Linked DNA regions of Mus musculus: region 1 is linked to region 2. The links are chromatin contacts, found by Hi-C or POLR2A ChIA-PET in ENCODE. All regions are on one chromosome and are shown on one strand. Each heading gives the region's core, a stretch centred on a gene start or an enhancer-like site at or near the end of the contact. The rest is flanking DNA. Distances are from core to core; before and after follow the strand shown.

Region 1 (2,834 bases), core at 138-2,637, 34 kb after region 2:
AATGTGCTCAAACCCAGCACCACAAACAAAATCATCAGAGCAATAAACACCACCACTACACGCACGCGCACACACACGCACACGCGCACACACATGCACGCGCACACACACGCGGGTGCGCATGCACACACATACACACACCCACACGTACGCGCGCACACACACATACACACATGGGTACACTCGCACACGCACACTCGTGCACACACACATACACACACATGCGTACACTCACGCACGCACATGCACACACACACACACTCCCTCCCTCTCCCTCTCACAAACACTTACGTGCACAGGATGGACTGATCTTCCCGGTCTGCAACAAAGAGGACACCAGGTTACCTTGGATAAGAAGGAAAACACCTCTCCCTTCCCATCCCAAGAGTTGCCAAGATAAGGAACAAAAGACTTAAATGCTTCTCTGAAAGGACCCTCCCAGGCCTCCAACCTGGGCTGACTGTGGACAGCCTCAGATGAGGGACACCTACAATGGCAGAGCCCCAGGCAGCTGCCTGCCCCCAGCTCTGGCTGCACACCCCTGCCCTGCCCACTCCATCCCGTGAATATCAGGAAAAAATGTCCATGGCAGGCACCTGCAACACTGACCACATTTACGCAAGGAATACTGTTTAAGGGGCCAGAAATCAGAGCAGGCAGCATGGCAGGCCTAGCTTGCAATGGGACAGTCCCAGTGTGGGCCACTGCCTCGCAGAGTCTAAGACCAGAGATGGTGGCCTTCTCTGAGCCCCATGCACTTCTCTGTGTTGTGAGGCAGCACGTGTAAAGGGACACATGTGAATCCACATACATGGTGCTTGGCTCATGTAAGGCACGGTGATGACAGGACAGAGGGAGCCACGGAGGAATGGCAGCTTCCGGCATGCACCTGGGACAGCCTGCTCTCTGCACCAGTGGCGGGGACTTCCAACAGCCACCCTAGCTTCACAAATCCAGCAAGAAGAAATAGGAATGTTCTCCTTTGCATGGAGGGACAACCACAGTTCCCTGCACTCTGAAAGCTAAGCTAAGATGGTCAAGCTCCAGGAAATACGCCAACCTCAAACCGTACAGTTAATTAAAGCAGTTGGACCCAGCCCCCGGCAGTTTGGCAACATCAGAACCGCAGTGAGGTACCTGATGGTGACGCTTCACAGCACAGCATACACTGGCTATCCACCCTACTTCATGATTATTTTGATAAATATAACACACAAAACAAACCTGGTGCTGACCCTGTGAGTACAGTAAACTAGGAGGCCACTGTCATCTCGATGACAGAGCAGCCGTGACCCAAGGAGGAGATGAGGGAGCAGGAGAACCGGTCAGGGGCACTGGTGGCCACTGGCCATCATGCTGGCACTCCTGCTCTCTCACAGGCTCAGGACCCCATGTGACAAGGGTGAATGACTCATAGCTTTCTGTGTGCATGGCCTTGGGACATAGACTTAGTCGTCCAATGGCAGACTGACCGGGCAGATCACCCGCCCTCCTGTAGGTGAGCTTTCTAGCCGGCCCAATCTCAGCAGCACACAGTGCTGAGGACACACAGCCATCCCTATTCTATCAGGACTCATGCAGGAAGCAGGAACAGGAAGCCTTACTTCCCACACAGGCAGCAGCTGCCTCTGCCCCCAGCTGCAGCCTTCATTCTAATCTCCCAAGAAATAGCCACCAAGCCAGGCACTTGGGAGCCGCAGCAGAACCATTTGCTGTGGACTAAGGCCAGGCAGGGTGAACCATAAAGCTGACAAACCAAAACCAAAAAAAAAAACAAGAAAAAAGGAAACCATCTTGGAATGGGAGCCCCATCATCCCACTCACACCAATACCACCCCACCTCCCTGAGAACTACTCAGACAGAAGTCGAGAAGGGGGCACTCAACCTTCCTTCCCCTCACCCTGTCCCCCCACTCCCCAAAATGCATTCTTCAAGGCTGCCAGACAAGGACTGAGCCAGAGTGGAGCAGAGCCTGGGTGAGATGGCAGGAGGGGCTGGGGCCAGGCTAGAGGAGAGCTGGTTCCACCCCTTCTTCCCCAACAGCAGTGTGGCCCGCGAAGCTGAAGCAAGCATCTCTGTCATCCCAGGCCCTGCCCTCCCCCAGCAGCTCCCTGTGGTCGGCCCCAGCTGTGGCTGCAGGCGGGCATGTTTAGTCACCGCTCCGGAGCAGGCAAGAATGTACCTGCCTGTGCTGGCGAGGCACGAGCAGAAAGTGCCTGGTGCTACCATAAAAGGAAACATTCTCCATTCCTTTCAGAAGGCACTGTTTCCCAGGGCTGTCCAGGCCCAGGCCCTGGATGACTGGAATTCCTTTACGTGAGGAGGAGTCAGAGAATTATTCACTACTGAACAGGAAGCAGGGTAGCCAACCCACACGGACACACATGCACAAAAGCAGAGACATGTAGGCAGACGCACAGAGTGTGTGCCCTGGTGCACAAGAATATGTGCACAGACATCAAGCAGGAACTCAGTGCACAAAGCAGCACCTACACAGACTCCTGTGTGTAAATAGATCCACAGCATGCTATATACTTATGTACACACACATACAGGCCTGCATGTGCTCCAAAAGCTTAAAGCTCGGAGCCAGACTCATGAGACCTCTGCCTACCTAGGACCCTTAGCTCTGCCCCTTGACCTGACCTCTCCGCTGCCATTGCAGCCCAAACACAGGCTCGGAGGAATCCCAACCTGCTTCCTCAGACCCTGCTGAGCCACTGCTTTCAGAGATGCCCTACCAAGAGGCCTCCTCCTCCACCTGAGTAAGGCCCCCAACACTGAGCACGGAGAAGCCACCTGCTTAGAGTGACTCACACAGCCTCTAAAGCCT
Region 2 (2,700 bases), core at 198-2,697:
CTTGTCAGCCTGCAGAAACAGGTGGCCAGGGACGCTGGTGAGACACTGAGTGCAGCCCAAGGCTCTACTGAGCACAGACAGAACCCAGGCCCTGCAGAGCACAGACCTGGTCCTTGAACTGTTCCGCGTTCCTCCGCTCGTCCTCCACCTGCAGCAGCACGTCCTTCAGCTTCTTCTCCGTCCGGCGCACCTGCTTGGAGGCTGCCTGGCGCTCCCTGGGTAGGAGAGAAATGCTGACTGAAAGGGGGCACCCTCCACCAGATAGCTCAGCCAGCAAGATGGCAACCGGAGCTTCCGCTTCCTGGGGCCCCTGGAGGCTAAGCTAAGGTGCTAGTCTTTCCTGGACACTCAGTAGCTGCTGTCTCAGGCTGACACCTGGGCTGACCCATGAGGTCAGTGGCGAAGCTCGTCTACGGAGAAACTGAGGCTTGGGGCGCAGGATGATCGCATTACCTCCAAGTCTCAGTTTTGCTGAACCAAATCTCAGTCTCTCGCTAGAAACAAACAGCCCACAGAGCCCTGGTTCTGGAAGTGGCCTATGCGTTTCCATCCAAACCCACGTACTTCTCAGAGCAAGTGAGAATGGCTGTGGGGCCTGGAGACAGAACTGGTTCCTGACCCAACCTGAGGTGACCTAGTGCCAACACTGTGTCCTCAGTCTGGGTAGGGCACCTACTTGGTCTCGTTGTCCAGCTGTTCCTCCAGCTGTGCAATTTTGGCCTCCAAGGCCGCGATGGAGGCCTTGTATTTGGACTTGACAGCACTCTCCATTTCCTGCAGCTTGGCCTTGAGCTCCTTGTTCTGGCGTTCCAGCTGCTGTCGCGCATTCTCATTCTTCTGTGCGTGGCTGCGTTCCAGGTTCAGGTCGGTGTTTATTTGGTCGATCTGTAGGAAGGGAGTACGGTACCTCAAGGAAGGTTGGTTCCCAGCTGCAGGGCTATGCAGGACCCTCTCCTCCTCACACACCAGGACCAACAAGCACCCCAGCTCTCTTGGGAAGGGATCTGTCCACGACTAGGCCCCAGAAACTTCCTGGAACCTAGTCTCAGAGGCGCAAGCCTTCACAGGATCAGAAGCAATCAGAGAGCATCCTACTTCTGCCCGCCACGGCCTGCTTCACCACGAGGAGCTCAGACAGAGTCTGGAGCCCAGTGTGCAAGGCCTGCTATGGTGCTGGCACTCACCTGCAGGTTGGCCTTCTTCAGCCGATCGTTGATCAGCTCCGTGTTGCCCTGTTCCTCCTCCAGCTCCTCCTCCAGCTGGGCAATGCGGGCCTCCAGTCGCCGCTTCTCCTCTAATGCTAGGGCCCTGGGGAGGACCGGGAGAAGTGAGTGCTCGTACAACTGAGGAGGTTCTCCCAACACCCTGTGCTTCCTCCCTCTGGCTCACCCTTTGCCACTGCTGTTGGCGATCTCATCAGCCAGCTCGTCCCGTTCCTGTTGGGCCTGACGCTTAGCACGCTCAGCAGCTGCCAGTTCCTGTCACATGGACGCCAAAACATGACCCACTGGGACCAACACAGTCTTCACTGCCAGCAGCCCACACATCCTCTCTGTGTCCTTAGCACATTCCTCCATAAAGCCCTTTCCCAGGAACCCCTCTAGCTCCTAGGGTTAAGTCCACCCTGGGGGCATAGTTTAGGCATGTGTTTATAAAGCCCCTATGTCTAAGAACCTGGAGTTAAGCCAGGAGCCAGGGCTATAAACAGGAAACACCCAGGCCTAACAGGGAGGACTGTGGACAGAGCTGCAATGCTGGTCTCTCTGCATATGGTCCTACCAGATTTTTTTTTTTTTTTTCTTTTTCCGAGACATGGTTTCTCTGTGTAGCCCTGGCTGTCCTGGAACTCACTTTGACCAGGATGGCCTCGAACTCAGAAATCCGCCTGCCTCTGCCTCCCAAGTGCTGGGATTAAAGGCGTGCGCCACCACGCCCGGCCAGTCCTACCAGATAATGGGGGCTGCAGATGGGCTGTGGAAGCCTTCAGATCACTATACACAATGGTGATAATGGAGGTGATCACCCCAGACCCAGCAGAAGAGAGGAGCCATGCTAGAGCAGAGGGTCCAACTGAGCACTTCATAAACCAGTGATGGATGGCCCTTTGTGGGAAGTCCACCAGACTTGGAAACACCACCCCACCTCTTCCCACTACGTGCCTTATGTGTAACTAAAACAGCAGCCCAGGGGCACTCAGGCCCCTCGTTGCCCTGTGTAATTGATAAACTCATAATCAACACAGCGTTGGTTCATGAAATGAACTGTGGACTCAAGGGTCACATATTCATTTAACAGGCAGGGTCTGTTGCCATGTTGGGGGCTGCATCTCACCCTCTTCCCTATTACAGACATGCACATACATGAACATACACACCACACCTTGGCAAGGTGTGCAGCTGAAGGATAAAGCTCTAGAGGGACCCCGTTAACTCCCTTTAGGAGGCTGCTCAGTTTCTTTCTGCCATTCCTCCCTGCTGACTCCTACTCCTGAGCCCACAGCTGGCCCACCTCCTACAGCTGCTGCCCTGAGCCCACAACTGGCCCACCTCCTGCAGCTGCTGCCCTGAGCCCACAGCTGGCCCACCTCCTGCAGCTGAATCATCTCGGCCTCCATGCTCTTCAGCTTCTTCTCATTCTCCTTGGCCTGCGCCAGGATCTCCTCCCGGGAGGCGCGCGTGTCGTCCAGCTCCCGCATGCAGT

What was found. A loop is a pair of places that touch in the nucleus more often than their neighbours do. ChIA-PET counts read pairs that join two places held with the same protein, here RNA polymerase II (POLR2A).
Region 1: a map of adrenal gland shows a loop between it and region 2 (2.6-fold over the local background). The contact joins two enhancer-like sites. A Hi-C loop is called at or near these places in 1 of 37 maps with a recorded cell type or tissue (adrenal gland). POLR2A ChIA-PET finds 5 or more read pairs at or near these places in 4 of 5 experiments (Patski and embryonic stem cell).

The regions. Positions count from the first base shown.
Region 1 is chr15:77,796,710-77,799,543 of GRCm38, forward strand. Myh9 (myosin, heavy polypeptide 9, non-muscle) reads right to left here. Exons shown (of 41, transcript NM_022410.3): 4 at 292-319. Among named protein-coding and RNA genes, the nearest start is that of Apol8, 43 kb to the left of the region's middle. RefSeq lists an enhancer at 1,051-2,834. Within about 2 kb of position 1,388, at least 3 of the 3 ENCODE cell types and tissues checked have a DNase peak (open chromatin) inside an H3K27ac peak, as active enhancers do.
Region 2 is chr15:77,763,116-77,765,815 of GRCm38, forward strand. Myh9 (myosin, heavy polypeptide 9, non-muscle) reads right to left here. Exons shown (of 41, transcript NM_022410.3): 35 at 2,585-2,700; 36 at 1,390-1,478; 37 at 1,185-1,308; 38 at 677-885; 39 at 107-215; 40 at 1-9. Among named protein-coding and RNA genes, the nearest start is that of Apol8, 9.2 kb to the left of the region's middle. Within about 2 kb of position 1,448, at least 1 of the 3 ENCODE cell types and tissues checked has a DNase peak (open chromatin) inside an H3K27ac peak, as active enhancers do.